Regions from separate parts of the Homo sapiens genome. Here region 2 is linked to region 1. A link is a loop called in an ENCODE intact Hi-C map of the cell type or tissue named here. Cell type or tissue: CD14-positive monocyte. All regions are shown on one strand. Links, peaks and the distances in the headings refer to the core of each region. The heading gives the core; the rest is flanking DNA.

Region 1 (16,290 bases), core at 3,346-11,345:
AATCAACAAGTGGATAAAGAAACTGTGGTATATATATACATGGAATACACTCAGCCATAAAAAGGAATGAATTAATAGCATTTGCAGTGACCTGGATGAGATTGGAGACTATTATTCAAAGTGAAGTAACACAGGAATGGAAAATCAAACACCATATGTTCTCACTGATATGTGGGAGCTAAGCTATGAGGATGCAAAGGCATAAGAATGATACAATGAACTTTGAGGACTTGAGGGTAAGGGTGGGGAGCAAGGGATAAAAGGCTACAAATAGGGTGCAATGTCTACTGCCCGGGTGATGGGTGCACCAAAATCTCACAAATCACCACTAAAGAACTCACTCATGTAACTAAATACCACCTGTACCCCAATACCCTATGGAAAAATAAAAAATTAAAACAAATTTTTTTAAAGCAAACAACAAAAGCTACACCTGGAAATTCTTATTGAATATATTTGTAGTCTGGCTTGGCCATCTGTTTTGGGGTTTTTTGTTTTGTTTTGTTTTTCTTACGTGTTATGGTTGATTTTGTGTGTGTCAACTTGACTGGGCCCTGGGCCACAGGATGCCCAGATATCTGGTTAAATATTATTTCTGAGTGTATCTGTGAGGTTGTTTCTGGAAGAGACTAACATTTGTATCAGTGGACTGAGTAAAACCCATGGTCCACTTCAAAGTAATTGGCCTTCATCCAATCTGTTGGCAGCCTGAACAGAACCAAAAGACAGAGGAAGGGAGAATTCCTTCTCTCTTTATCTGACTACTTGAGCTGGAACACTGGTCTTCTCCTGCCCTCAGACTGAAACTTATACCATCATTTCTCCTGGTTCTCAGGCCATCAGACTCACTAAAACTATCCTACTGGCTTTTCTGTATCTCTAGCTTGCAAACAGCATACTGTGGGACTTCTCAGCCCCCACAATTGCATGAACCAATTCCTCATAATAAATCTCTTTATATGCATAGATAAATATAGATATAAATACTGAAACAGATATATATCCTATTGATTCTGCTTTTCTAGAGAATCCTGACTAATACAAAAGACTTCACTGGTGATTCTGATGAAGAATATTTTTATATCCTCTTCTTAGAACATTATAGATCTCCAACTACCCTCTTTGGAAGTCAAATTATTTTTATACACAGTTTTTCATTTCAAATTTGAATATATTCCAAAATAGTTTTTAAATATCTGACTTCTGTTTCAAGCCAAAACATACATTTGAAAAAGAAGTATGAATCTAGAGGAAAGTGTGATTTGACAAAGAGTCAAGGGACTGAAGTCTAGCCTTGCCTCTGACGCTTTCCAGCTGTGTGACCTTGGGCAAAGGACTTGTCTTCGTCACTCAACCATGTCACATGGGAATAACACTACAGGCCCCATCTTGCAAAGTGTCATGAGGACAAAATAAATTATGAAACACATCAACAAAACTCTACACAAATGCAAACTATCATATGCTACTTGACATGTTATACAAATAAGATTTTTATTATTCAAACCATATTTTAAATGCCCTTAGGGAGTTTGCCACACAAATGAAGTAATCAGTAAATCATTATTTTAAGCAAATTATTATTTTGTGTTTAAGGTAGTTCTCTAATTTCTCTGTTCTTTGTGTTTGAATTTTGCTATTTTGAGTGTTCTGAAAATAGGGCATACTCATGTTCCTATTTAAAAGATTTACACTAATTATGCTCAGCATAATGCAGCCCTGGACAGAAGGAAGCTCAGAAGTCAGTCCTGCCCTTGTGATGAGGGAGAAGCGGGCCTCCTGAAACTCCTCCAGATGGCCCCTTGGGGCTCATGCAACAAATGACTTTAATCCTCTCTGCGTAAAAAGTGATGTCATGGAAACCAAACTTGTTATGACTCAAAGCAGGTTAAGGAGACCCAGAGTTGCTTTGACATTTATATGTAGACATTTATAAACAATGCAGACATTTATAAACAACTTCTTCCATAAATATGTCACTTTTAGAAATATGGAAATAATGCCATAATCTCAAAAGAGAATGATTAGACTATCAAAACTGTGTGCTAGAAATAATGAGTAACTCAAACTTGATTGAATTCTGTCCTGACCTCCCACTGTTTATGGATGGTTGAAATCCGCTTACCTTAAATGAAAGGTTTGGAATTTTATTTTATGTTGGTTTGTTTCCATTTTGCCACAAAGATGCAGGAAAGAGAAAGCCACAGAATTGTGAGGACAAGTCTATGGCTTACATAAAGTATGTAAGGCTAAGGGTTCTGGGAAGCAGGTAATATTATTTTTAAAACTCCCCATTTTAAAATGGCACATTCCTAAATGCTTTCACAACTATTTTACACACATACGTTATTACTGAGAAAAACTTATCTTGAGGGATAAATTGTATTGCATCCTTCCCAGTACAATATTTTGTGCATAGATGATGTCAGCAATTATTTATTGAATATAATTGCATATTTAGAACTTTCTTCAAAAGCACTGATATTATCTTTCCTGTATTGCAGATGAAAAGCTCAGGCATAAACAATTTAAGGCATCTTGGATTCCAAACCAACCCCTACCCAGTACTGCTGCAGACCAGACTACCCCTCTTAGAAGTCAGAGGGAATCCCCTCTCCAATTTGATGCTGAGGTAGGCCAAGGCCAGGCTTGCTAGAGGCTCAAGGGTGCAATAAGAAATGGACCTCAGAAGGGACTCACTGGAGCATATGTCACTCTCATCAGGTTGCTACAACATCATAACACAACTAGGTGGCTTAAATAGCAGACATTTATTTTCTCACAGTTTTGGTGGCTAGAAGTCCAAGATCAAGGTGCTGACAGGGTTGGTTTCCAGTGAGGCCTCAGCCTGACTCTTAGATGGCAGCTTCTCACTGTGTCCTTGCATGACCTTTTCTCTGTGGGCACACCTGGCAACAGAGAGCGTTCTCTGGTATCTCTTCCTCTTCTTATAAGGACATCAGTCCTATCACTTTAGGGTCTCACCCCTGTGACTTCATTTCACCTTAATTACCTCCCTAAAGGCTCTATCTCCAAATACAGTCACACTGGGAATTAGGTTTTCAACGTGAATTGGGGGAACACAACTCAGCCCAAAAGAGAGTGCACCAATACCTGAGAGGCTGAGCCCCGGGGGGCAACAGGGCCCTCCTCTGCCTCATGGTTGGGGGCTCCTCTTGATGGCAGATCCCTCACTCCCCATGGGTTACACTGACTCAAACTTGGCTTTGTCTCTGTTCTTGATCTTATGAATAATTTTGGCTCTGCTTGTTGGTTGCAAGTAAACGGAAGTGAACATAAACATCGAGAGTCCAAGCCACCATTTTTGCCCACCTTCAAAACTGGACTCTCTTGTATGATAACCTTTTGAAGAGACAGCATAGTGCAATGAAAAGAGCACTATACGTGGCCTCAGAAGTCCTGGATTCAAACCCTAACTGTTTTCCATGGCGCATACATTCCCATGTGACTAGGACTCTGTTCCCCAACCCCATGATGTCTCTTACTCCCTCCAGCAATGCTGGCTTCCTGCCTCTACTCGAAACCAGCAAGCATGCTCCCATCCCAGGGACTTGGCAAAGGCTATTACCTTTGCCCGGAATGCTTTCCTTTAAATATCCACTAGGACTACTTCCTTATTGCATTTAATATTTTAATTAAATGCCACCCTTCTAGAAAGTTCTTCTCTGACCATGCTATCTACAACAGTGCTCACCCTCCACCTCCATCAGACACCTCAATATCCCAGACAGTACTTTATTTTTCTTTACAGTATTTATCACTATCTGACATTACTGCATACAGATGCTCCTCAATTTATGATGGGGTTACATCCCAATAAACCTATTGTAAGTTGAAAATATTGTAAGTCAAAAATACATTGAATACAGTTAACCCCCTGAACCTCACAGCTCAGCCTGGCCTATCTTAAATGTGATCAGAAACTTACCATACAGTTGGGCACAATCACAATCATCTAACACAAAGCCTATTCTACAGTAACATGTTGAATATCTCATATATATTTGTTCAACACTTTACTGAAAGTGAAAAGCAGAATGGCTGTATGGGTACTTGAAGTATAGTTTCTACTGAACGCTAATTGCTTTCACACCATTGTAAAGTGAAAAAGTCGTAAGCCGAGCTATCTTAACTTGGGGACCATTTATATATTTATTTGTTTATAGTTTGTCTTTCCCAATATATTGCAGGCTTCATTAGGGCAGGTTTATTAGTTTCATTTATTGCTGCATCCCATGCAAATAGTCCCTGAAGCAAAGAAAGCACTCAATAAATATTTTGAATGAACTGAAGGAATGACTATGAATTAATGGGGCACTTGGCCTCAGTTTCCTCTTCTATAACTTGGCTCTCCCTTGCTCAGGTCCATCCCTCAGGGGCCCCTGGCCTGCTCTTGGCCTCACTGGGCCCTGGTATCTCAGGCAGAGCCCCGAGGTGCCACCACCCTGCTGTTTGCACACCCTTGCCAGTTCTCTGCGTTCAGCAGATAGTGAGGGGCGAGGCTGTGTGGGTATATGAGCAATGCCAGAGAGGTCAGCTTCTCTAAAGAGATGTGGCTTCCTCATGTAATAGCATGGAGAGTATAGATGAGGAAAAACAGAGTGGCTCATGGCCAGCTCACTTCTTAAAGGCTGGGAACACAATGGGGAATGGCAGGCAACGTGGCCTTGAAGGGGAACAGGGTAGGAAGGGGTTGCCAAAGACAAAATACTAAGTGAAACTCTGTCCAGGCCATATCTGCCCAAGATGAAACTGTTTCTGGGAAAAAGGCAGATGCCTACAGACAAAGCAGCAGAGCCCAAACTAGCCCAAATATCAATGCAGAAAGGACAAGATGGAAAGCCCCATGAAGTAAGTCTTGCTCACTGCTCTCGCCCAGCACCCAGGGCAGGTGCTCAGGCTATGGGGAGGCACATTGTAGGGGGATGTGGGGTTGAGACCAGCAAAGGAGGCACACTGGAAAGCAAGTGAACTGGGAAGTGACAAGTAAAGAGGGTGCTTAAGGCTACTTAAAAGAGACATCAGGGATGAGGTGGAAAGTCAGGCAACAATGGGGTCACACCTTGGTTGCATCTATCACTGGCTAGGGGAACCTGGGCAAGTAACTTAACTCTTTTGTGCCTTATTTTTCTCACCTGAAAAATGGGTGTAATGGTACTTACTTTATAGATTATATCTTAATTATATACCAATTGAGCATCATGGCCCTGACACATGACAAACCATATGGAGGAGAAAGACGGAAGAAAGAAGGACCTAAGTGGAGAGGTGGGTTTAGACCGGGATTAAGCACTGAATCAGTGGAGAGGAGGATGCAGGGTGAGTGGACAGAGGAAACTAGTGGAGAAAAAAAAGGATTAAAAAGAGGTCTGAGAGAGTTCAAAGAATCAAGGAGAGGAGCTTTGTAAAGAATCAAGGATGGGCAGTATAGGAAGAGGAGGAAGAAGAATCTAGCAACTGACATAATGCAGACCCTTAACAGAGATGCAGGGCTACAACCCATCTTGTGCTGCTGCTGAGGCCCAGGGAGGAGCCACCTGGGTGCCCAGAGCTGTGCTGGGCAGACACAGGGCAATTCAGCCCTGTGGGAGACACACAGGTCTCCACAGGAGGCAGCAGTTTTTTAGCACGGGAATTCATCAGGCTTGGGCACCTGCTGGGGAGGAGATGGAAACACAGTCAATACATCTCATCATCAAAAACAGGAAGGAAACGAAACATTTTGGAAGTCATTGAAAGGCAGGTTTTATGTTAATTTGAAATAAAATGTTTGCTTAACCGACTGCTCTCTGAAGACTTCTTGATTTGGTATTTGGAGACAGACATCACCCTGACGTACATTAGGAGGCCTGTGATCTTAGGCTTGTTCCAGCTGTGATTCACTTCACGTCTGATTCACTTCATCATTTATGCAATTTGTCATCAGGTTATCTGAAAGCTGAGTAAAACCTCTCATATCCTCATGAGTTCCTCTCATATCCTTATGAGTTCTATCTATTGTTAGATAGAACTACATGAACAGAAGCTCTTTGAGTCCTCAATCATTTTTAAGAGTGCAAAGAGGTCTTAAGACCAAAATGATCGCAATCTGCTTTGAGTCCTCAATCATTTTTAAGAGTGCAAAGAGGTCTTAAGACCAAAATGATCGCAATCTGCTGACCTACTTTGGGCAAGATGACATACTCTCACCTTTTCTGTTCATTCTCTTTAGCCTTCAGAGCAGACCTGTAAGAGCCTAGATTTCCAGCGTATGGAAAGCAAAAAGGAGGCTCAGAGTAAAGCCGCACCTCTAATAAGGGATAAAGCTGGGATTGGACATCACTTTCTCTGCTCTACCCATTTTGCTGCACTGTCTCTTAGCATCCATTGTGGCAAAAAGAAGTTTTATGGAAGAGAAAGCAAGCCGCAAACATTAGAGATTTTGCAAGAGGCAAGCTTCACTCTCCAATACTTGCTGAAAAATATTCTCTGTGCTCCTCGGTCTCCAAAGAAGGAGACTAATTTAGTTCAAAAAGAGAGATCTCTGTCCGCGGCTCAGCCCTGGGTGTCGGGGTTCCAGGCGTCGCTGGGTCTGGGCGCGCCACGTCTGCACAGCGCCCTCTGTTGGCCCCTCTCTGCTCCAGCCGGCACTTGGTCTAGCCTGGCCACCTTAGATGCTCCCTTTAGATGCTTTCTGGTGAGCGTCTCTAGGGACCACAGCATCTTACTAGGGCTTGGGCATTCCTCTGGGGGCAACTGGGCTTTTATACAAATATACAAGGTTGCCCTCAACAGCTAACCCTCCCTGCGGGCCACTCCTAGTTTGCAGCTCCATCTTTTCTGCGTTATTTTTCACATCCAGAACTCAGAACACACACAGAGAACCGCCCTCTCCACTCTTGTCATTGAGAAGGAAGCCTGGTGTGAACTTCAGACTTACACAAACCTAGATTTGAATCCAGGCCCTCTGCCCTGCAAATGACTTAACCTTTCTGAGCCCCACTCTTCTCAGTTTTAGAATGGAAATGCTAGTATTTACCTTGTAGGGTTATTGGGCGCCTAAAGCACTTGGCACAGGAATGAACGGTGTTGGTTTCCAGTTTCCCATGTCTGCTGTGGGCTACGGGAGGAACAGTCGTTCCACTTCAAATGGAGTCACTGTCACTGAGGGCCACTTAAGCTGCACGAATTCTCACCACAAGCCTGGTTTCCTTCTGGTCGTCAGCCATTCAGCTCCCACTACAGGGCAGGCGCTTGTGAGACTCTCAGGACATAATGTTAAAGGATGTTATGGTGTTTTCTCTCAAGGGGCTTACAGTTTAACATGGTGATACCCAAACTTTGCTAGAACATTTCTCAGATCATTCTTCCCTTAAGAGACTTTTTAAACAATATTATTTTTGGAGCAGTTTTAGGTTCACAGCAAAATTGAATGGAAAGTACAGAGATTTCCCATTTACTCCCTCCCTCCACACAGTCATTCTCAACATCCCCAAGCAGACGGGGATATTGACCCCAAGACACCTCCTTATCATCCAGAGTCCATAGTTTACATTCAGGCTCAGTCTTGGTGTTGTTCATTCTATGGGTTTGGACAAATGTATGACATGTGTCCACCATTAAAAGACTATTGAACATGCTAAATTGTATGTCTTTCCTTGGAGGTGCACCCACTAGTCTGGCCCAGATAAATGCCCATGGGTACAGGTGGTGGGTAATCTCACTTCAGCCTGATGGCACCATCTGGGCGGTGATTCATCCCAGGGACTCCCTGGCAGAAAACCTGCTTTTGGTGGGCCTTATGGTGGCTCCCGCTTCTTAGCCACATGTATTTCTAGTACAGGAAGTGGGTTACATGGAGCTCTTTCATAGAAGAGACTCTGCCATAAGCAAAATAATCCAGCCTCCAAAAAGGACGTCCATGTTCTAATCTCCAGAACCTTACATGGCAAGAGAAACTTCGCAGATGTGATGAAGTTAAGGAGTTTGAGATGCAGAGATTATCTTGGATTATCCAGGTGGGGGGGCGGGCAATGTCATCACCAGGGTCCTTACAAGTGACACTAGGATAGAGGCGAGTCTGAGAAGGGTCTATGATGACAGAAGCAAGGGTCAGAGTCAAAGACAAATCTGAAGCTGTCAGGCTGCTGGCTTTGAAAATGGAGAAGGGGACCATGAGCCAGGAATGCAGGTGGCCTCTAGGAGCTGGGAAAGGCAGAGAAATTGGATTCCCCTTGAGAGCCTCCCAAAGGAACACAGTCCGGCCAGCATGTTGATTTTAGCCCAGTGAGATACAGGTTGGACTTCTGCCCTCCAGAAATGTAAGAGAATGAATTTGCTTTATTTTAAGCTACTGATTGGTGGTGTTTTGTTATAGCAGCAATAAGAAGCTAATACAGGCTCAGAGAGGCATGTACCTCTGGAGCTCACAGCATTCCTGGTTGGCTGGAATGTGAGAGCAAACCCAGAAGAGAGAAGCTGGGGCCTTCAGGGCAGCAGCAGCAGACGTTGGCTGAGCTCTGTGAGGGTTGTTGGGAGCCTTAGCATGGTCACTTGGGCTGTGAGGTGACTCATGGCTACTGCCAGTTTGATTAGCTGTGATGACCACAAGTGAGGAACCACACTGTCAGCAACTTTGGGCCACACAAAGACTCCCAGATGAGGAACGGTGCAATGAATGCTGCAGCGATGTGGCGATAAAGCCAGAGGAATGGCTTTGGCTGTTCTGAGACCCTGGAGTTCTCAGAGGTGACAGAGAGGGTCAGGGTGAAGATTCAGGAGAAGACAGGCCATTACCAAAGGCGTGCAATGGAGGCCACACAGGGTACTGATAGGAATGGTGGCTGACATTTGCTGAGCTCTGTGTGCTGCGAGCTGTGCTAGCAGTGCCCGCCCTGTCCCATAGAATCTTCACAATGATTCTAAGAGGTAGACACTATTATTATTCCCATCTTACTGGTGAAGACACTGAGACTTTCCATGGTTAATTTTGACCAAGAGCAAAAACTAGCAAATAAAAGATCTTGACTTCTGTCTGCTCAATGCCTCCTCCTCCCCCATTTTTTTTAATCAACTGTTGTAGAAAGAACATGAAGTTTGACGAGAGCAAGACTTGTGTTCAGATCCAGTCCTACTACTCTGTACCCTCAGCCTGGTAACTTAACCCCTGTAAGCCTTTGTTTCTCATGTGTCCTATTGGGAAAATAATATTTCTCTTTAGAAGAAGTAGAGTGGTAGTTAAAAGTGAGGGTTTGGGAGGATAACTACTCATATTTGAATCCTGGCTCAGCCTCTTATAAGCTATATGACATGAAGCTACATATTTAATCTCTCTATACTTCAGTTTATTCATCTGTATGATGAGGATCATGTTTTATTGTCTGAATGGGGTTGCTATAAGGGTCAAATGGCATAGTATCTAAAGCTCTTTGCACAGTACCTGGTTCACAGGGAGCTCCCAATGGGTACTACTTAGAGTAGGGCTGAGCAGACAGGGTTGGGGTAGAAATGGCCTGGAGTAATCCTGGGACATGGGAGGCATTCAGTCTGTGCTTGCTGCTGTTTTTATCTGTGGTAGGCAGGAAGCATCCCCAGCAAGAGGCCATACTGAAGTCCTGGCCGTTGGGGTGGGAAAATCTCTGTGTGTTTTAGGGGAAAGAGGGTGCAGTTAGATGGCTGGGAAGGGCTGGGACTGCAGGGTCTCTGAGGGTCACAAAGAGAATCTGAAGCCATTGCTCCTAAAGGGCTGAGGCTGGGATGAGGTGCCAGAAGCCAACAGTATGGGGAGCTGTGTGGGAACCCCAGGCTTCACCTTCTCATCCATTTTTAGATCCAGTAATTTTGGGCAGAGGTGCTGAGACAAACTGAAGATCTTGCCCCCTGTCCCTCACAAGAGTGCATCAGAGCCAGAAGCCAGCTTTTCATTATCATTAGCACTGTTTGCTTCATAAACTTGGAATTTTGCATTTTAGCAGTCCTCAAAATGAAGCACCTGTGGCATTGAAATTATTGTTTTCCTTATGGAAGGGGCTATTTATCACATTATCCTATTTGAAGTGATTATTCTCATTCATCAAATTGAATTTAATTAATTTTCATAATTCAAGAGCTTCATAGCTGCAAACTATATACACTTGGCCAATAGTTCTGTGAAACAATCTGTGTTTTTCCCTCTTGCATTTATTTGCATCATAAAAGGCTACGTTTACTTCTCTAGAGTAAAACTGCTCTGTGTGCCAGGTCGTATTGGCAAATTCGCTGGAGAGAAGAGAACCCACTAGTAAAGCACAGCTCAAGAATTAGTGGCAAACAGATGCACACTCAGAACATTGTTTTAGCTGATGGGAGAGAATGGAAGGAAGAAGGCATCTGTGAAGGAGAACCCACTAGTAAAGCACAGCTCAAGAATTAGTGGCAAACAGATGCACACTCAGAACATTGTTTTAGCTGATGGGAGAGAATGGAAGGGAGAAGGCATCTGTGAAGGAGACAGCGCCTTTCCCTTAAGATCCTGAAAAGCGTTCTGGGCTGCCAGACCCCAGAGCAGAAACAGTTGCACACAGCATCTGCCCTCAAACAACTTTAAAGGTGCCTTTCACTCTGCAGAGCCTATGTCTGGCCTTATTTGTGTGGGGAACCTTGCACATAGCTTTCCATATTTCTTTGCCCATTGCCCTAGAGGAAGCCCATGTCTGAGGATGCTTTTGTGCCAACCCTGACCATTTCAGATCTCCTGAATGCTGCCTTCAGGGTTAACTTCCTTAGACCCCCATCAGGGTGTTTGGGGGTCTGACATTTTATTTTTATGCATTGACATGGACAGCAGCATGTATGCCCAGATTGGCCCAAGGTTGTTCTAGAAAGTGCTTCAAAATAAAAGGACAAGCCTATTGTTGGGTTTATGTGATACATAATTAGAGTGATATCTATCATACAACGTATGATCATAAGTGTCTATAAAATTTATGTGTCTATTTACATATATACACACCCATAGAGACATAGCATTAAGGTGCAATTTCTTTACAGCTCCAGCAAGATTGTACTGTCAACACTTTATAACCTGTAATCAGTACTCTGGCCAATAAGGTTATAATTGGAGACTAATACCTTTGTATTCACCCTATATTTTTCAACATCCACCATAACTGGATATTGATATATAACTTCACAGGTTACAAAGCACTTTCACATGCATTATTTCACTTGATCCTCGCAATAGCCTGGTTTTAAAGTGAAAAGTCTAAGGCTAAGAGTGTAATGTGTCCAAGATTGGGGAGTTCCCAACTGGGTAGAGCTGGCATCAGCCAGGTCTTCCCAATCGACATTTGCTATTTCTTGCAAATCAAAACCACAATGAGATACCATCTCACGGCAGTCGGAATGGTGATTATTAAAAAATTTTTAAAAAAACAGATGCTAGCAAGGTTGCAGAGTAAAAAGAATGCTTTTACAGTTTTGGTGGGAGTGTAAATTAGTTCAACCATTGTGGAAGGCAGTGTGGTGATTCCTCAAAGATCTAGAGGCAGAAATACCATTTGACCCAGCAATCCCATTACTGGGTATATATCCAAAGGAACATAAATCATTCTATTATAAAGATACACACATGTGTATGTTCATTGCAGCACTATTTGCAGTAGCAAAGGCATGGAATCGACCTAAATACCCATCAATGATAGACTGGATAAAGAAAATGTGGTGCATATACACCATGGAACACTTTGCAGCCATAAAAAATCACAAGGTCTTGTCCTTTGTGGGGGCATAGATGGAGCTGGAAGCTGTTATCCTCAGCAAACTAATACAGGAACAGAAAACCAAACACTGCATGTTCTCACTTATAAATGGGAGCTAAATGATGAGAACTACATGGACACATGGTGGGTGGTACAACACACACTGGGGCCTGTTGGGGGAGAGGGAGAGCATCAGGAAGAATAGCTAATGGAAGCTGGGCTTAATACCAAGGTGATGGGTTGATCTGTGCAGCAAACCACCATGGCACACATTTACCTATGTAACAAACCTGCACATCCTGCACATGTACCCCGGAACTTAAAATAACGGTTGAAAAACCCCACATTTGCTATTTCTTGTGTATGATTACATCTCTTGGTAGCTCAAAACTATGGAGAAATCGTAATAGTTATGAAAAGAATAATTATCATTTTTTCAGCATATACCTTATGCCAAACACTGTTTGGAGCACTTATGTGCACTTCTGTGTAATCTTTATGCTTACTCTTAGAGGTAAGTAGCTTAATTCTCATTTTATAGATGAGGAGTCTGAGGCTCAGCAAGGTGAAACAAGCCCAGGCCACAAAGCCTCACATCTGGTGAAGCCAATTGTGGACTCAGCTCTTTCTGAATCCTAAACACATGTTCTTTTCATTTGGCTAGGCTACCTATAAGTCATTTTCACTTTAGTGAAAATTTAAGTCATTGCTGCTACCTTTTGTATAGTATTTGCATTTTACTATGTCTCTAATTATAGAATTAAAGGACTTGTTCCCTGGTCTTAAAATAGTTCCAAGCATCAAGAAATAAGTAGGAGAGAGAGTCTAGAGAGCAATGGGTAGCCCCCCTAGTGTCTCTGAAAATCAGCCTATAGAGCTGCTGGTAGCACAACTTCAACCCTCTGGGGAACTGAACAGGTTCATCGTGAGAGTGCTGCATTAGCAACACAGCAGGGAAACTATGAGTTCTGGAGGCAGAACACCTGAGTCTGAGGAGCCCTGCTCTTTAGGAGCTGTGTGACCTTGACAACTTCCTGACCCTCTTAGGGACTCTGCTATCTTCCTTGAAAAACAGGGATTAAATGAGGTAATGTGTGTGTGGACTGCAAGGCCAGGAAAAAGAAGGTACACTTTTGTGTTCTCTTCCAGCGAGTCAAGGCTCCTCTGCTTCCCCTTTCTCAGCCCCATAGCTCCAAGGAACACAGTAATGACTGCCGGGGCACGCACACAGCAAGCAGCTTTGCCGTGCTGCCCTGCTGTTCTGAAGGCCTTTTGCTGCAAAAGAGATGCACCTGTCATTTCCTGCAGGCGCTTCCAAGGCTCTTCATGGAGAAGCTGCCTTAAATGAAAAGGCCATTGTTTGTGTTAAGAAACAACTTTGCTAATCCCAGAAATAGCTCCTGCTCTACAGGCCCCGATGGCACCAGTGGAAGGAAGCCAGCATGTCACTGCAGATTCTGGGGCTCCTTGTGTAGGATTTACAGGGGGCTACCTGATGTGGATGGAGTCCAGCTTCATACTTTCCTGGCTGTGATATTGGCAAGGTTGGCCTCACCTAAGCCTCCATGTCCTTATTTGTATAATGCAGTTACCAATGTCCATATTTCAGGGCTCCTGTAAAGATTGCAGATAATGTTAATGAAATGCCTAACGAAGGACCTGGTCTAAAGTGGAGATTCAGTGAGTGTTAGTTCTCCTGTTTCTCTTCTGCCCTCTCTCCCTCAGGCCCACATTTAGAGGTGTTCATTTGTAACAGACACTCAGGCAGAGGTGCATTCTGTCAAAAAGGCTCTGTCAAGAACAAGGGGCTCTGCCTGCTCTGGAAGAGTCCCCTGGGTCCGCCCAGTTCCGAAATCTCACCCGCACATGTTCTTCAGCTCAGGAACTGATGAAGACGACAAAGCGACTTGATAAAAATGGCTGAACCTGCATGCATAAAAGAGAACAACGTTCAGACACTTCTGTCTGGTGACCCCTGCAAGATTCTGGTATCAAACTCCTGTCTCTCCTCACTAAGGACCAGGGGTTGCCCTGGTGTGGCGGAAGCTATATAGAGGCCCACACCATAATGTCTGCCAAGTCCTCCAGGCCCTCTTACATCTTATGTTCAATTTTCCCTCATTGCTTCTTCTGGAATGTCCACTCCCTGTTTCAGAGCTGAGAATGCTGACTTCTTAGTCTTTTCTTATGCAATTGCTGAAAGTGCAGCTTTTAAGTCCTGCATCATTATCAAATTGATTTCCGCCAAAAGCTTTTCTTCTCTTGCCAATGCTCTGGGAACACGGGTTGCTGCCTTCTCAGTCTGGATAGATACAGGCCCTATTTGGCCAAACCACGGCACTTCCTGTTTAAATAATTCCCTGAAAGCACCAGCTCATCAGCGTGAGTGTTCATCACTTTATCTCCAACTTTCTGTGGTGTTGTTACAGTCTCTATGGACCCAAAATTAGAGAAAGAAGGAAACGTGATAAAGCAATTGGCCCCTAGATAATGTCTATCATTCAAGCACATAAGTGAGCCCGAGCCAAATCCTGAGTTCTGGCTACATGCAGAAGCCCGGGCTAAGTGAGGTAGCAAATACATGCAGTGTATATATGGCATGCACCCTGCCTGCAGGAGTGCCACACACAATGACGTAACGCCCTGAAATGGAGACAGTAAACCTGGTCAGTGTTTGCAACGTGGCAAATGAGAGGTCAGTCAGCATATGTGCAGTCTGTGGAAGGTTTCTCAGAGCTGAGAATGAAGTGAGGGGTGTTCAAGAATCTATAGGGATTAAGAAATCAGGGTAACATGGAGAAGCATTCTTGGCGAAAGAAACAGCTCGAGCAAAGACAGAGGTGGAAATTGGCCTGGCATCTTTAAGGCACTGAAAGGCTACCAGCCTACTTGGTCTGTTTATTTTAGGAGAATAGTAGGAGTCAAGTTTGTAAAGACAACTGGAGAGGTTGACTTCTAAGCTAAAGAGCTTGATCTTACTCCTTTAGGTAGTGAAGTCACTGAAAGTTTTTGAGAAGACAAATGGCACGCTGAAAGTGGTGTTTCAGAAAAATTTTATCAGCAGTGGTGTTTGGAGGGGGTGACATTAAGGAGTAAAAGAAGAGACTTCAGGTAGTGAGAATCGTTAGAGTGCTTGCAAAGAACTGATATGAAATCATTAGGACTCTAACTAGGATGACAATAGAGGAAAAGGGAAATAAAGGATGGGTTCAACACAAATTGGATAACAAGCAGATATGAACTTGAAGGAATGACAGGAGAAGCAACGACATCATAGGTCAAAGGCAGAAAATCTGGAGCTTGTTGGCAGGACAATGCATTGTCTGCTTAAACAAGTCAAATCTGTGGTCTGTGGAGACAGTCAGCAAGTGAAAGGTCAAAATGGCTGGTAAATTGCTTGAGATTTGAGGCAGAGCACTGGACTGAATTCCAGGCTGCGAACGTGATCTGGGTGTGATTTGATTGGAAAGGATAGCTGCAGGTGTGATGGCTTTTCTCCAGTTGTGTGTGCCTGTGTGAGATTTAAAACAAAGGGGAAGACTGAAGGAGATACTGCACTCCTAAGAGAGATTAAGGAGAATGGAAAGAGCAAGGTTGAAAAGCCAGGAGCGATGGGATGAAGAGAATAGGCTGGGGTTTTAATCTTGGAAAGGAGGGCTCTGTAACAAGGTACACTGGGCTCTTGGTAGCAGGATGAGGTGGGGGTGAGGGAGAAAGGGCAGTAAGCCAGGAAAGGACCGGCTAGGTACCTATTTTGGCTTAAGGCTGGCCTCCTAGGGTTGTGGCAAATGTAAGACTGGTTCAGATTGTTACTGACATGGAGGTGTCTAAGCAGGTGGGCTGGGGCAGAACTCATGTAGTCAGAAGGCTGGACTTCAAGGATCTTGGCTTCTGAGGGTCTGTCCATCTAAAACAGGATCCCAGAAAGAACTAGAGGGAGCAGACAGGATCAGAGTTCAGGCCAGGAGAAGAGCAGGCATCAGAAGGTGGAGGTCAATGGTTTTGTTGTTGTTCTCTAAACCCTAATGGTTCGCCAAGATGCATCTGGGGCTGCTGAAGGGGCAGAGGAGCTCCAAGCTCCCTCATTCCCATTCAACCTAACAGGTTTTTTACTTATTGAACTTTGTGATGTGATAGGATTGAGTTTGAAGAAAGGGTTCTGCTACTAAAGTAAAGTTTGAAAATGAATGGCAGATTTGGCCTACCGGAAATAAAAGCAGAGGCATTATTACTGGCAACAGTCCATCCATAAAGGAACATGTGAGTAAACCACAGCATGGCTGCTGTGAACAGTGCAGCTGGAAAACATAATCAGCAAGATCTATGCATGTAAGCTGAGTTAACATCAGAGGATGTCTGTGTCGTACTGGGAAAGGGCAGAAGCAAGTTTCAGGATAATGTAGATGATACATGTGAAACAAAAAAAAGGAAAAATAATCCTATGAATTTTCTTATGTGTTGATATGAAAGATAAGACAAGAAGGGCTCCACACCAGACTTTGGCTTCTTCAGGCACAGGAATTAAAAGAGGGTAGATAATTACCAGATTTTT
Region 2 (16,290 bases), core at 4,378-12,377, 72 kb before region 1:
TTCCACATGTGAGTGAGAACATGCAGTATTTATCTTTCTATGCCTGGCTTAGTTCACTTAACATAATGTCTCCCAAGCTCATCCATGTTGCCACAAATGACAAATTTTGTTCTTTTTAAATCAGTAAATAGTATTCAATTGTGAATATATACCACATTTTTCATCCATCTTTCTGTTGATGAACATTTCGGGTGATCCATATTTTGGCTATTGTGAATAGTGCTACAGTAAACATGAGAGTGCAGAGATCTCAACAAGATTCAGTAACCTTACTACTGAGTATATATCCAAAGTATTTTATTCATTTTGATGCTATTATAAATGGAATAGTTTCCTTAGTTTCCATTTTTGGATTGTTTATTGTTAGTGTATATAAATGCAACTGATTTTTGTGTATTGATTTCCTGTCCTGCAACTTTGCTCAATTTGCTTGCTTATTAGTTCTATTGGGGTTTTGTGTGTGTGTGTGTGCATGGTATCTTCAGGTTTTTCTACATATAAGATTTTATCATTTGCAAACAGACAAAATTTTACTTATTTATTTCCAATTTGGATCCCTTTTACTTATTTTTCTTGCTTAATGTTACTGCAGCTTTCTATGCAGGAAACGAGGATTTGAACAGTGATGGAGAGATGAGTAATGGTTCGATTTGGAACATATTTTATGGGCAGAACAAATGGAACTTGTTGGCTCAGAAGTGGGTGGTGGAAGAAAGAGGGAAGTTAAAAGTGACTTCTAGGTTTATGGATGGATGAACTGGCTAAATTATTGTGGTGCCATTTGCTTAGACAGGGTAGATGGGGGGATGCAGGACTAAGAGAGGAAGAGAAAAGCTCCACCTGGGCCACATTAAATTTGGCCATGATTGTGGATCAGATAGGTAAAAGCAAGAGAAGGAGGGAAGAAGTCAGAACACAGACCTCTGGGGAAAGCTCACACGTAGAAAAGGGGTGGAAGAAGAGGCATCAGAAAGAGAGGCAAAGAAGAGCAATCTGAGGGGTAGAAAAAGAACCAGGAAAGTCAGAGAAAAAAGGGAAAAGTTTCAGGAAAGTGGCAATGGTCAACTATGCAAACAAGAGGGGAAGGAAGGTGAGGACTGAGAAAGGATTTTTTATGTAAGCAACAAGGAGGTTTTTGGTGACCTCTGACAGAACATTTTCAGCAGACTGGATAAGGTCTCTGCCTGAGTGCAAGTGAGCTGAAAATGCAAGTGAGTGAGGGAAGTGCTTTAAAAAAGTCTAAAGTGCTATGTGTGTAAGGCAATGTTGCTATTTCTGTTGCCATGGAAACAGAAACCATTTAGGAGAACTAAAAGCCACTTAAAATTCCTGACTCTAACCCATCATATCCGCTTGATCTCTTGAGAAAGATAATGACAAAAAACCAGTCATTAGAGGGGCAGGGCAATTTTAGGTTTCTTCTTTTTAGACATAGCCCCTAACTGGAAATTTTCACCCTTCTTGAGAAGGGAGCTTGCACTAACATCTACAATGGCTTCTAAAAAGCACAGATGACCTGCTACACTTCCTGACTTGCTTGCTATTGGTTGGCACTGTTCATAAATATAATTTGCTCTTTCACTTTTCTTTGAAATGAGCAACCTGAATTACTCGGAGGAGAAAGGCAGGAGAGATAGAGGCAGCAGAAGCCAGGGCAGCTGAAAGACAGAGACCTTCAGGTGGGCATTTTAATCTTTGTTTTGTTAATTCAGTGTTGAGCATCATGACTTGATGATCACATAATAGTCAGAGGAGTAATTTTTTAAAAGTAAATTTGTTTTGTTCTACTATAAATGTTATTTTCCTATCATGTACATGGTAGTTTAAAAAATACTGTGGAAGTATAAAAATGTTGAAAGAAGCCAAATTCTCCACCAAAATAGCCTCTATTGATATTTTGGGGATCGTCCCTTTGTGTGTGTGTGTGTGTGTGTGTGTGTGTGTGTGTGTGTGTGTGTGTGTGTGTGAGTGTGTGTGTGTGTGTGTGTATGCACATATAACTTTAGTTTTCATAGTTGCGTCCCTACACTATGGACAAGTTTGTATTCATTTCCTCCATATCAGTCTATGGTTTTTCCATGTTGCTGTGAATTCTTTGTAATCATAAATTAAAGCTGCTGCATATTATTGCATTGAGGAACTTTACTATACTTCCTCCATTTTTGGCTGTTATCCTCTTTTTCATAGTTTGGGTCCTTCTATTATATAAGATATATTTTTTCCATTCAGTGTCTTGTTTTAGGGGTAGAAGAAGTTAAATCTGAGCACATATATTTCAATGGTTTTGCTCAGAGGCACAATGAGAATGAAAGAGTATGTGAGATCATGAGCATATAATCTGTTCCTTACCCCACTGGGACCCTAATCAGTGTTTCTCAACCCTGGCTGCACATCTGGCCAGAATCACCCGACTCTGAGGAGATTAGAAAATTACCCCTAGAATAACTGAAGCTTAACTTTTGGAGATCAGTGAGTCATCTGCAGTATTTTATCTTGTTTTCCAGAAACTTCTCAGGTGGTTCTAATGGGTGGTCAGCATAAAAACAGATGACCTAGGTCATTCAAAATATTTTTCTGTCTCTGAAATATACCTGAGAGTAATATGTATTAGGAGAAAGGGAGGTATAATTTAAGGCAAGCCAACCAAATCTCCCTTTCAACACTACATAAATAATGCAAATTATAAAATAATTTGTGGGAAACATAAGACTTCTAGAAATTTCTATCATCTACTCAGCCACATAAACTCTTGAGATAAGAATCTACTTGTGTTTCGATTTACTAATGTTTTAAAGAGATGGATTTGTTTCCAGTGCTTCGGTGGTTAAAAGTTAGAGAAGTTGAGGCTCAAGTGTGTTCTAAATGTATCTGAATCACGCCCATATCTGCTAGAATCTACCAAGGCAGCCAGGCTTCCTTTTAAAACTCTTCAAGATTAAACACAAGGTGGGCATTTAATAGCTGGCCAGTTCACTAACACACTGTGGGCACAGCGAAGATCGATGGGATTGGATTTGGAGGCAGAAGGTGGCTCACTCTGGCTTTCAGGAGCCACATAGACATGGCATTTACCTTCTCTGGACCTCATATCCTCAGGAGGAAAGTGGATAGAGTTTATGCCAGGGCTGCGTTCTGGTTTCTCCCATCAGGGACTGAAAACAGAGCCACAGCGCCTAAACCACACTGAAGCATTTGCTGTTGCACTCAGCCTGCTACAGGCTAGGAATCATCCCAATGAGACCAACAGCATGTTAATCTAATTTCTTCTTGTTTTGACTCAGTGGAGAACACCTGTTTAGTACCTTCTTTAATGAATGTAAACATTCACATAGTACTTTACTATTTACAAAACATGTTTACAGGCATCAGTTCATTTGATCCACATACTAGCCTTAAGAACTGGAGGATGTAATTCTTATTTTAAAGATGGTAAAGATGAGACCAAGAGAACATAGGATCTTTCCCAGGTGGAACCAGAACTGGTCCAATCTGGTTGAGCCCAGGGCACATGGTCCTTTCTTACAACTTAAATAATAGCTATTGTGGGAAATTGGTTAAACAAATTTCATAATGTTTATATAATTGGCTATTCTGTATCCAGTTAAATGATGACATTGATGTTGTTAGTTGGCAAAGAAAGGTGATCATGACACGAAATAAGAAAAAAGCAAGATACAAACAGCATTATAAGTGTGCTCATTTTTGTTCAAAAATATTTGTATATATTTCAAGAAAGATAAAAAAACCATATATGCAAAATTTTAGCTATGTCTGGTTGGTGGTAAAGTTCATTATTTAAGTTTATTTCAGCTTGTATTACATTGTAATTTTTTTTTACCATGAATGTGTACTACTTGTGTAATAAAAATAAATAGAATTGTTCATGTGTTTCTGGTTGGCTCTTCTCCAGATGAAATGGCCCCATCTTCTTTCACTTGACCATAAAGAAGGCTCCTGTTTAATTATCTGAGTTTTGTACATTATTGTCACAAATCTTATTGTGATTGTTAGCTAGTACTGACTGAACTCTTCACATGTGTTGGGCACCAAGTTAATCACTTAACATCCATTTTTTTTTCATCAATACTCACTCCAGTGCTCCTTTGGCAGATGAGAGTTTGAAGCTCAGACGGCTGCAGTAATAAAAGAGACTAAAAGGCAGAGTTGAAACTTAAACCCAGGTCCCTTTTAACTCAAAAGCACATGCTTTCATTCATTATATCACTCTGCCTCCTATCCACCTGGGATCACATGAGCAGCCTCCATTTTGGAGGAAAGATGATATATTTTTTCAGTGTACTCATTGCTGTGTACATGAGTACATGATGGTTACCTTGGGCATCGTTAGCATTTCCTGTGTACTCCAGAATCAAAGATCCTTTCTGCTTTTCTATAGTTTGCTCTGTGCACCAGATATCTGAGGCACTCTAGTTCCCCAAGGGTAAGCCTTTAAGATAAAAGCCTCACAAGGGATTGTGCAATTACCCAATGAACTCTGGCTAATGCGGCAGCCAAATTGGATAATACAAAGAAAGGCAAGCATTTTGCTGTGGGTGCTCAGCGTTGCTAGAGAGCTTTTTGAAATCCATGTCAGAAACCCCTAGCACTGTATTTCTTTATTTCTCAGGGTATTGGCCACTGCCTCCTTTGTACTGCAGTTACTTATGTACAGTATGTTCTATTGGACCAAGACTCTGACATTGGAGTCATTGCATAGAACCTAGCACATAAACTCCATTGAGAATAAAGGCATTGTGTAAATAAATCAATTCACCCAATGAATGCAGACTTTATTAGTTACAGCTAATGTTTATCTCTGTTGAACTTTATTAACCTCTTTATATTAATTGACCCATGGAGAAAATATAATCTTGACAGAATTTAAAGGAAAACCTCTTCCAATGGATTGATGACTTTGTGGCAGTACAGTCAGTCTTTTGACAAAGAAATCTAGTTATTATTCGAGAGGCCCAGGATAAGGGTCTAAGCAGTGAGTTGGAGTCAAGAAATTCCAAAGTCGGAAGGGTCCTTAGGAAGAGCTGGGACCAGAGGCAGAGTTTTTTTTGCCTCTTTAGTGTAAAGTCCTTAACGGAGAGGTTTCAAAAAAGTACAGGAAGCAGACTATAGAAAGAACAGAAGAAAGGAGAGAAAGGAGGGAAGTAGAGGAGAGGGGAGAGGAGGGAAAGAGATGGAAAAGGAGAGAGGAAAAGAGGGGAAGGGAGCTGGTTTACTCTGGAAGTTTAAATATTAATTAAGCTGGGAGAAATTAAAATAATTTAGTCCACCATTATTACCTACATTGTACATTATATAAATAAGAATTTATTATAAAAAAGATAATTTCCCACGTAAGTCTCCTGCCATGAGGCTGTAGAAACAGCATCGTACCTTGTTTGTACCTCTAGTACAGAAAAACAATCATCTAAAGAGTATTTGAAGGCATCCTAGATTCTTTTTTCTCTTTTGTCAAATTATTATTTTTAAAGTATTTTAAATTTGTATAAATTTATGGATTACACATGCAATTTTATTAGACGTATAGATTGCATAAATTGTGTAGTGGTCAAGTCAAGGCTTTTAGGGTAACCATCACCTGAATAACATTGTATCCCAGATTCTTTTAAGTAAGCTGGTTTCTCTTTATTTTGAGTCTTACCTTAAAAATAAGGTAAATTCGCTGAGAGATATGTAAATCTCTTGTAAATTCACTGTTCCTTTGTAAATTCACTGAGAGATATGAAGGTGACTCCCTTTTAGTTGTAAGAGGCACAAATCCCTATTGGGAACTTGTTGGCACAGAGTCAGAGAAACAGTCTGCTACCCTCCAAGATATAAAGGGTGCTGCTTCCTACAGTGTTTAGAACAGAGCACCATCTGGGTACCCTCTGTGGCTGCCTTCTGCTCCCATGCCATGCCATTGACCATTTACCCTATATTCCTCTTCCCAGACTTTAGATTTGAATTTCAGGAAAAGAAAATTTTCAAGGAAAAACACATTAACATCATTTCATTATAAAAACCATGTGAGTTCTTTCCCGCCCCCCAAAAAGATATTAATTGTAAGGCATAAAATGAGGGTGTTGGATAACAGCTTCATTAGCTCATTTATTGATCTGAGCACATTCATGTGCTTCACGCTGTGCTAGGGCCTGGGGTACAGCAGTAGACACGTGCTTGCCTTCCATGGGCAAACAGTCTGGTGGGTAGGGATAGACAGGAGACAACTGCTGCCCCTGGAGTAAATGCTGGATGGGAAACCCAAGGGTCTGCAAACAGCCAAGACATGGAGGGATCAGAGAAGACTTTTTCTGAAGAAAGTGATGTTTAGAAAGAAACCTGAGACTGGGTAAGCAATAGCCAGGAAATGAGCTGGAGCTCAGAAGAAATGGGCAAGAGAGAGCCTGCAGTGTTGGGGGTTTTGAAATAAGCTTCATGAGACTGAGTGTCCTTTACTGAGGGGATGGTGGGGAGAGAATATGCTGGACAACAAGATCAATACTATGAAAAGCCTGGAGATGAACTTGACTCTGAGATGATAATGGGTTTTAAGTGGAAGAGTAATGTGGTCAGATATGCATTTTGGAAAGGTCACTCTGGCCACTGTGTGAAAAATGAATTGAGAACAGCCAGAGTGGAGATAGGGAGCCATTGAGGAGGCTGTGCCCATTGTGCAGGTGAAAGATGACAGCCTGTACTAGGCCGGTCTTGAGCTGACCACTGAGATGAAAGGAGGAAGTTGATGGAGGCTGCTGGGTAAACAGGCCAGGTCTGCCACAGAGGAGACACTGGGCAGCAGGACAAGCAGGAGAGGAGGAGAGCCCATGGTTTACTTTTGCTCCTGGCCCTCTCTCCTTTAGATTTCAGATACCCACTGCCCCCATGCCACTGGCAGCAGGTGGGGTGGCAACAGGAATGACAATGCATGGTGCCAGGCAAAGTGTAGCTGCATCCCTGGCTGTCACCTGTGCTGCCTCCTGGGGTCCTCTCAATAACTCTGAGATGTTGAGTACTTTCTGATGGTCACACAGTTTGCACAAGGAAGAGCTAGGATTTGGGTTCAGTTGGGATTTATTCCAGAGGTTTTCCATGATATCGCAATGTCTCTATGTCATTTTAGGAAATACACATGATGTTTAACAAACTACCTTTGTAAATAATTTCTTTTCTCTAAGAATTGAATTTAATAATGGAATATGAAATGCTGTCTAGGGGAAATGAGAATGAGAGGGAGTTTTAATTTGAATAAATGGGCTTGTGAGGAGCTCCTGAGTCATGTCATTTAGTTACCTTGATTATGGACAGGGAGGACCCTAATGTTGATCAATCCGTAGGGATTTATTGGAATAAACAGGACAATGTTTCTATGATAACACTTGCTGTTCTTCTGTCTTGGAAATCAGAGACTCAGATAAAAAACAATTCTGTGATTCTGTGGTCTTCCTTAGATCAGACATTTGGTGAATAATAGATACCGCCAACCTTTCTAAATACAAGGATGAAGTGCATTAGAAAATGAAAAACATATTGTTGAGATTTTTACGAAAATTAAATTCATAATCAGCATCATAGACTCATGTGTTATATTAACCAAGGAGAGCTGAGGAAAGTTTTGAGAGCCAGAGAGAGGGCAACATTTAGTCAAAATAATGTTTTTAAACAAAATGAAGCCATATCTCTAAGCAGCTCAGGGCTCTTCATATATGATGTTTTTGTTGAGTTGAATTTTTGTTTGTTTATTTGGTGGCTGAATGTTAGTGGTAGGATGAATGTGCAAGAGAAGCTAGCTTTTGGAGTCTATTAAAGAAGGAAACAAGGAGAATTAGTAAAGACAGAGGTGGGAAGAAGGAGGTCTGAGGTAATGCTGTACATCTTGTTCTTGAGGGCAGAGGTGTCCCCTGGCATGTTTGGATGCCAAACTTCTGCTAGGTTTCAATCCCTGCTACATCCCTGGGGATAAGTTGTTCTCTGGGAGATAACAGTAGATCTGCCAGAAAACTCTTCACCAATGGCCCAAAGTGCTGACTTCATGGTTAAGTGGCATGTGGAAATAAATGGCATTCAGAAAGCAAAGGGTCACCAGCCTGGTGGCCAATGAAGTGACTCATACTTTGGGGGCTCCTTGAGGCACTTTGTGGGTGACCGGGTAGAGGAAAAATCAGTGCAGCAAAATTCTCCAAGGCACTGAGTCCATGAAAACAAGGCCCTGTGAGATTCATTCCCCTCCATCCCACTTCCTCTGGAAGCTCAGAGACCAGCTCCGTTTCACATTCAAAATATGTCACAATTTCAGTTCCTTTTATCTGTGTTTCTGTTTTGATCTCCAAGAACTTAATTCACCTTGACTTTTTGAAAAAAAAATTCTGAAAGCACAAGACCGTTCTTGGAAGGCCAGGAAGGTCTAGAAAGCTTGGCATTTCTGACATGACATTTGGAGCCTGTTACAAATAAACTCTGAGTTGTCAGCTTGGGTCTCAAGAGTAAACTCTCAGTGATACTTCCCTGTTCTGGAGGGCCGTGTTAATTCAGCACTCTGAGGCCTCTGGGATTTTGAGGAACAAATGTGTTGCAGAATCCTCTCTGCACAACTTCAGAGAGCTTATTCTGTCAGCCTTTGCAATAACAACAGCTAACACTTAATATGGCACTTTCTCTGGTCCAGGCCCTGACCTAAGTGCCATTCATGTATTATCTCACTTCATCCTTACAACCCTATGAAGTAAGAACTATTATTAGCATTACCCCTTTCTTTTATTTATTTATTTAAATTAATCTTTTTTTTTAATTTTTCTTTTTTATTGAGACAGTGTCTTGCTCTATTGCCCAGGCTGCTCTTGAATTCCTGGGCTCAAGCGATCTTCCTGCCTCAGCCTCCCAAAGTGCTAGGATTACAGACATGAGCCACTTTGCCTGGCCGCATTACCCCCTTTTACTGATAAGGAGCTGACGCCGAGGGAGATAAAGTCATTTTCCCATGGTCATAGAGGTAGTCCGTGAACAAATCAGGATTTAAATCCTGAGGTTGCTGCTCTGTTACTGCTTCCCTGCAGCTGAGAGCAACACCTGTCATGCTTCTCACCATTTTTTATCATTAAATCATTTCTCAGCCTTGTTTTTATATATTTACTAGTGCCCTGCAAAAATTTTGCCTCCTTAATGCTTGTTCTAGGTCCCAATTCTGAGGTTTAATAATAATAGTTAACATCACTGAGCGCTCACCCTGTATGAGACAACTCACATTTATTATGCCATTTATAGATGGCATAACTGAGGCTCAGAGAAGATAGGTCACTTCTGCAAAATCTCACAGCCAGTAAGTGGCAGATGTGGCCTGCTACCTTACACCAACTGTCTCCTGTGAACACTTCTATTTATTTTAATTTATTTGTCAAATTGACAAATAATAATTGCATATTCATGGGGTATATATTGATGTTTCTATACATGTAATGTATATTGATCAGATCAGGGTAATTAGCATATCCATCATCTCAAATATTTATCATTTCCTTTTGTTGGGATCGTTCAATATCCTCCTTTGAACTAGTTGAAACTATTTAATACATTATTGTTAATTAGAGCCATCTTACAGTGGTATAGAACATTAGAACTTATTCCTCTCATCTAGTGGTAATTTTGTATCCTTTACCAAATCTCTCCCTTTCCCCCACTCTTCCAGGCCTCTGGTTTCCTCTGTTCTACTTTTTACTTCTATGAGATCAACTTTTTTTACTATTCCACATATGAGTGAGAACATATGGTGTTTGACTTTCTGTTTCTGGTTTAGGAAATACAATGGACTTAACATAATGTCCTCCATTTCCACCCTTGTTGCCACAGATGACAAGATTTCATTCCATTTTATGGCTGAATAGTATTCCATTATGTATATATACCACATTTTCTTTATCCATTCATCTGTTGTTGAACACTTAGGTTGATTCCATAACTTGGCTATTGTGAATAGTGCTGCAGTAAACATGTCAGTGCAGACATCTCTTAGGCAAACTGGTTTCAAAGCTTTTGGGCAAGTACCCACAAGTGAGACTGATGGATCATATGGTAATTCTACTTTTAGTTTCTTGAGGAACCTCCATATAGTTCTCCATGGTGGCTATACTACTTTACAGTCCCACCAACAACACATGAGTTCCCTTTACTCCACATCCTTGCCAACATTTGTTTTTTCATCTTTTTGATAATAGCCATCCTAACTGGGGTGAGATGATACCTCATCGTGGTTTTGAGTTGCAAAATCATCACTGATGATTAGTGATGTTGAACATTTTTTCATATACCTGTTGACCATTTGAATGTCTTCTTTGTGAAATGTCTGTTTAAATCATTTACCCATTTTAAAATTGAATATTTTGCTGTTGAGATGTTTGAGTACCTTGTATATTCTGAATATTAGTCACCTGTCAGATTAGTAGCTTGCAAATATTTTCTCAAATTCTGTAGGTTATCTTTTCACTCTGTTGATTGCTTCCTTTGCTGTGCAGAAACTTTCTAGTTTGATAATCCCATTTGTTTATTTTTGCTTTTGTTGCCTGTGCTTTTGAGGTTTTATTCACAAAATCATTTCCCAGACCAGTGTTCTGAAATGTGTGTCCCATGTTTCCTTCTAGTAGTTTTTATCATTTTGGGTCTTATATTTAAGTCTTTGATCCATTTTGAGTTAAATTTTGTAGAGTGAGAGGTTTGGGCCTAGTTTCATTCTTCTATAGACATCCAGTTTGCCCAGAACCATTTATTCAGGAGACTGTCTTTTCCCCAATGAGTATTCTTGGCACCTTTGTCAAAAATCAGTTTGCTGTAGATATTTGGATTAATTTCTGGATTCTCTATTCTGTTCCATTGGCCTATGTGTCTGCTTTTGTTAGTAACATGCTATTTTGGTTACTATAACTCTGTAGTGTATTTTGAGGTTTGGTGGTGTGATACTTCCAGCTTTGTTCTTTTTGCTCAGGTTTGCTTTAGCTATTTGGGTTCTTTTGTGGCTCCATACAAAGTTTAGAACTTTTTTCTATTTATGTGAAGAATGTCATGGGTATTTTGATAGGAATTGCATTGAATCTGTAGGTTGCTTTGAATAGTGTTGTCATTTTGACAATATTAGTTCTCCTCCATGAGCATGGGTTGTCTTTCCATTTGTTTGTATCCTCTTCCATTTATTTCATCAGTGTCTTGTAGTTTTCCTTGTAGAGGTCTTTCACCTCCTTGGTTACATTTCTTCCTAAGGTTGTTTTTTGTTTGTTTGTAGCTGTTGTAATGGGATTGCCCTCTTGATATTTTTTTTCCAGCTAGTTCATTGTTTGTGTAGAAAACACTACTGATGTTTGTATATTAATTTTGTTTCCTGCAACTTTATTGAATGATTTATTAGTTCTAAGAGTTTTTGGTAGAGTCTTTCTATATATGAGATTATCATCTGTAAACAGGAACAATTTGACTTCTTTCTCTTGAATATGAATGCCATTTATTTATTTCTCTTGCCTAATGACTCTGACTAGGATTTCCAGTGCTATATTGAATAAGAGTGGTGAGAGTAAGCATCATTGTCTGTCCCTGTTCTTGGAAGAAAAACTTCCAACTTTTTCTAATTTAGTAAGATGTTTGCTGTGAGTTTGTCACATGTGGCCTTTGTTATATTGAAGTACTTTCCTTCTATACCTAATTGTAAGAAGTTTCTATCATGAAGTGAGCTTAAATTTTATCAAAAGATTTTTCTGCATCTATTGAGGATCATATGGCTTTTGTCTTTCACTCTATTGATGTGATGTATGATGTTTATTTATTTGCATATGTCGAACCATCCTTGCATCCTGAGATAAATCCCACTTGATCATGGTGTATTGTGTTTTTGATATGTTGTTTGATTTGGTTTGCTAGTATTTTGTTTGGCATTTTTGCTTCTATACGTATCAGGGATATTAGCCTGTAGTTTTTTTTGTTGTTGTTGTTATGTCCCTATTCAGTTTTGGTATCAGGGTTATGCTGGCTTCATAGAATGAATTAGGAAGAATTAATTCCTTCTGCTTCAATTTTTTGGAATAGTTTTAGATGAACCGATATGAATTCTTCTTTAAAGATTCAGTAAAATTCATCAGTGAAGCCATCTGGTGTTTCTTTTTGGGAGACTCTTTATTACTGATTCAATCTTATTATATGTTTTTGGCTTATCCAGGTTCTGTTTTCTTCATGGTTCAATCTTGGTAGGTTGTATGTGTCTAGGAATTTACCCATTTCCTGTAGGTTTCAAATATATTGGCATATAATTGTTCATGGTAGTATGGTAGTCTCTAATGATCCTTTGTATTTCTGTGGGATCTGATGTGATGTTTCCTTTTTCATTTCTGATTTTATTTATTTGGTTCTTCTCTCTTTTTTTCTTAGTTTAGCTAGTGGTTTGTCCATTTTGTTTACCTTTTCAAAAAACCAGCTGTTCACCTTTTGTATTTTTTTAAGTATCAATTTTATATTTCTATTCTGCTCTTTATTACTTCTTCTACTAATTTTGGGCTTAGTTTGCTCTTGCTTTTCTAGTTCCTTGAGGGGCATTTTTAGGTTGCTTATTTGAAATCTTTTTAATTTCTAATGTAGGCATTTATTGCTATAAGCTTGCCTCTTAACACTGCTTTTGCTGTGCCCCATAGTTTTTGGTATATTGTGTTTCTATTTTAGTTTGTTTCAAGGAATTTTAAAATTATATTCTTAATTTCTTTCTTTACCCATTGGTTATTCAGAAGCATGTTGCTTAATTTCCATGTATTTGTATAGTTTTGAATGTTCCCCTTGTTATTGCTATCTATTTTTGTTCCCTTGTGGTCAAATAAGTTACTCGGTATGATTTTGATTCTTAAAAAAATTTTTTTGAGACTTGTTTTGTGTCCTAATATATTGTAAATCATGGAGAATGTTTCACACGCTGATGAAAAATAAATATGTATTCTGCAGCTGTTGGGTGAAATGTTCTGTAAATGTCTGTTAGGTCCATCTGGTGTATGGGGCCATTTAAATCTGATGTTTCTTTGTTGATTTCCTGATTAGATGATCTGTCCAGTGCCAAGAATTGGCTGCTGAGTCCCCAGATATTGTTGTATTGGGATCTATCTCTTCCTTTAGATTTAATATTTGCTTTATATATTTGGGTGGTCTAGTGTTGGGTGCATATATACTTACAACTGTTATTTTTTGGTGAATTCATCTTTCTATTATTATATAATGTCCTTCTTTTCTCTTTTTACAGCTTAACCCAAAGTCTGTTTTGTCTGATATAAGCATAGCTATTCCTGCTCACTTTTGATTTCCATTTGCATGGAATATCTTTTTTCGTCCCTTCACATTTAGTCTATGTATATCTTTACAGGTTAGGTGATTTTCTTATAGGCAGCATATAGTTAGGTCTTGTGTTTTTAAAATCTATTAGGCCAGTCTATATCTTTTAAATGGGGAATTTAATCCATTTACATTCAAGGTTATTATTTCTTGGGAGGTGAGGACTTACTTCTATCATTGTATTGATTCTTTTCTGCTTGTTTTGTGTATCTTTTGTTCCTTACTTCTTTTCTTATTGTTTATCTTTGCAATTGAATGGTTTCCTGTGGTGATAAGGCTTGATTCCTTTCTGATTCTCCTTTGTGTATCAGCTCTACTAGTAAGTTTTATAGTTTCGCATGTTTTCATGAAAATGGTTATCATCTTTTCACTTCCAGATATGACTCCTTTGAGCATTTCTTTTAAGGCTGGTCTAGTGGTGATACATTCTCTTAATTTTTGCTTGTCTGGGAAAGATTTTATCTCCTCTTCATTTCGGAAGGATAGCTTTGCTTGGTATAATATTCTTCATGGACAGGTTTTTTCTTTTGGTATGTTGAATTTATCATCCCAATTCTCTCTTGACCTCTAAGGTTTCTGCTGGGAAATCCACCCTTAGGCCAATGAAGATTCCCTTATATGTGGCTTGATGCTCTTCTCTTGCTGCTTTTAAAATTTTTTCTTGTCTTTGACTTTTGACAGTGTAAGTGTAATGTGACTTGGGGAGGATCTTTTTGCATTGAATCTATTTGGAAATTTTTTAGCTTCTTGGACCTGGATGCCCATCTCTCTCTCAAGACTTGGGAAGTTCTCTGCTATCATTTTATTAAATATATTTTCCTACACTTTTCTCCTCTCTTTGCCTTCTGAAACACCCATAATATGAGCATTTCTTTCCTGAACTGTGTCCGATAAATCCTGTAAGCTTTTTTCGTTCTCTTTTATGCCTTTTTTGTTTGTCTGCCTGTGTTATTTCAAAAGACCTGTCTTCGTGCTTAGAAATTCTTTCTTCTTGGCCAGTCTGTTGTTGAAGCTCTCTATTATATTTTTATTTCATTCAATGAATTCTTCATCTCTAGGATTTCTTTTTGGTTCTTTTTTATGATAACTATCTTTTTTTGTTGAATTTCTCATTCAAATTATGAATCATTTTCCTGATTTCATTGAATTGTCTATCTGTATTCTCTTATATCTCACTGAGTCACCTTCAGATTATTATTTTGAGTTCCTTTATTTGCATTTCATGTATTTCCCTATGATTTGGGTCTGTTACTAGAATTATTATTTTCCTTATGGGGTGTCATGTTTCCATGCTTTTAAATATTTGATGTGTTCCTATGTTGATTTCTACACATCTGGTGGAAAAGTTGTCTCTTTCAATTTTATGGAGTAGGTTTCACAGGGCAAAGCTTATTCATATAAATGTGTCCTGGAGTATCAGTTCAGTGAGGTGAGCAGACCTTGGTTCTACGTAGACATTTTAGTGTAGTCTTCATGTGGTTTCTTTGGCTGTAATCCACATTAGTGGCATTTGCAAGTCTCTCAGTGGCCTAGGCTGTAAGAATTTGTAGTGATAGCCAGATGTGGGCTTCCTGGGCTGTTTCTCAGGTAAAGGGAATGTGTGTACACATGATGGGTCAACGAACTATGGGTTAAGTTTGCTAGGGTTAAGGCCATGGGGCTGTTACCCTGGCTGGGAGTATGTCAATGCGGTTGCTCAGTCAGCCTGGGGGGTGGAGGGCATGCCTGCCAGGAGTGGCTTGCAGGGATATTTCTCAGTCTCAGGATGCAGGTACATAGCTGCTTGGATGGCCTGAGGGAACATCTGCTGGGGCAACCCATTAGGCTGTTTCTCTGGCTCAGAACGTCTGCTTGGCTTGCCTGGGGACATGCCTTCCAGGGGTGCCCCACAGGGCTGTTTTTCAGGACTGTTATATGGGTGCACAATTGCAAAGCTAGCCTAAGACTGGTTTGCTGGGCATGACCTATGGGGATGTTTCTCAGGGCCAAGACTCAACTGCACAGCTGCTCACTTGGCCTGGGAGCATGTTTCCTGTGAACATTTCTATGATTTATAAAAAGCATCCTATTTGCCCTTGCACAGTATGTGCTAGCTCTTGGAGCTAACATTCAAGACAATCTCTAAAGTTATTAGATAAACATACAGTACTATTGTGGGAAGAGCTGCAGATTGCAGGGTGGGGTATTAAAGTAGGAGCCTCTTAGTGTGGAGAATTAAAAACCGCAACAGAGTGGTTAGATGAAAGTGAGGAGAAGAGGAAGCCTAATGTGGCTGCAAATTTGCCTAGACCATCAAATCCTATGGTTCCATGTCTAATACTTGTGCTTTAAGAGCACATTGCAGTAACACTTGTTTGCCTAGTGATGATGTTTACCAAGTTCCCTCAAATATGTGCTTGTCAGAATAGGGTATGCAAAATCAGTAGAAGACTGTCCATTCCCCATGAAAATCTGATTATCTGGAGAGGCAGACATGATGTGTCTGCCTGACATATATCCCCCAAAGAGCAAGGAGAACTAATTTTAGGCTGCAGTAGTTTTTATACAAGTGCCATAGGGATAAAAAAAAAAAAGAGAGACCCACGGGAAATGTCAGTTGCTAAGGTGATCTGCAGAAGGCAATGTAGATGTTGAAGAAGGTTATTTGGATTGGCAAGAGTTAGGCACATTGCAGGTTGAGGAAGAGGGGGGAATAGGAAGAGGGGCAGGTTAGAGATCAGAGAGAGTGGCGTGAAAGGCACAGGAATAGGCATAAAGAAGTGCAAACCCAGGTCTTGGCTACCTGGTCTTGAAGAACAGTAAAATAATAACAATAATACCAGTTTCATAGTTTCAAAGTGTCTTTACATGCATTACTATATTTGCTTCTCTTGGAGCCCTCATCAGATATGGGGTTGGGGGGCATCATTATCCTCATTTTATTTTATTTTTATTTACTTATTTTTTTATTATACT

What was found. Peaks named below come from ENCODE experiments on the same cell type or tissue, not always from the same donor. Only the 100,000 strongest peaks of a DNase experiment are listed, where the experiment ranks them.
Region 2: a loop joins it to region 1, with 1.8 times the contacts of the local background. A loop is called at or near these places in 7 of 110 quality-filtered maps.

What each region holds. Positions count from the first base shown.
Region 1 is chr13:48,725,549-48,741,838 of GRCh38, forward strand. No RefSeq gene overlaps it. Among named protein-coding and RNA genes, the nearest start is that of CYSLTR2, 80 kb to the left of the region's middle. In CD14-positive monocyte, for the core only: CTCF peaks have their summits at 5,460, 6,587 (motif pointing left) and 6,788; DNase peaks (open chromatin) are centred at 5,883, 6,623 and 8,583; H3K4me3 peaks cover 716 bases; H3K27ac peaks cover 390 bases.
Region 2 is chr13:48,652,339-48,668,628 of GRCh38, forward strand. CYSLTR2 (cysteinyl leukotriene receptor 2) reads left to right here and starts at 1,591. Exons shown (of 5, transcript NM_001308476.3): 1 at 1,591-1,679. In CD14-positive monocyte, for the core only: no CTCF peak of the experiment used is centred there; DNase peaks (open chromatin) are centred at 4,473, 6,733, 8,173 and 8,533; H3K4me3 peaks cover 2,505 bases; H3K27ac peaks cover 4,716 bases.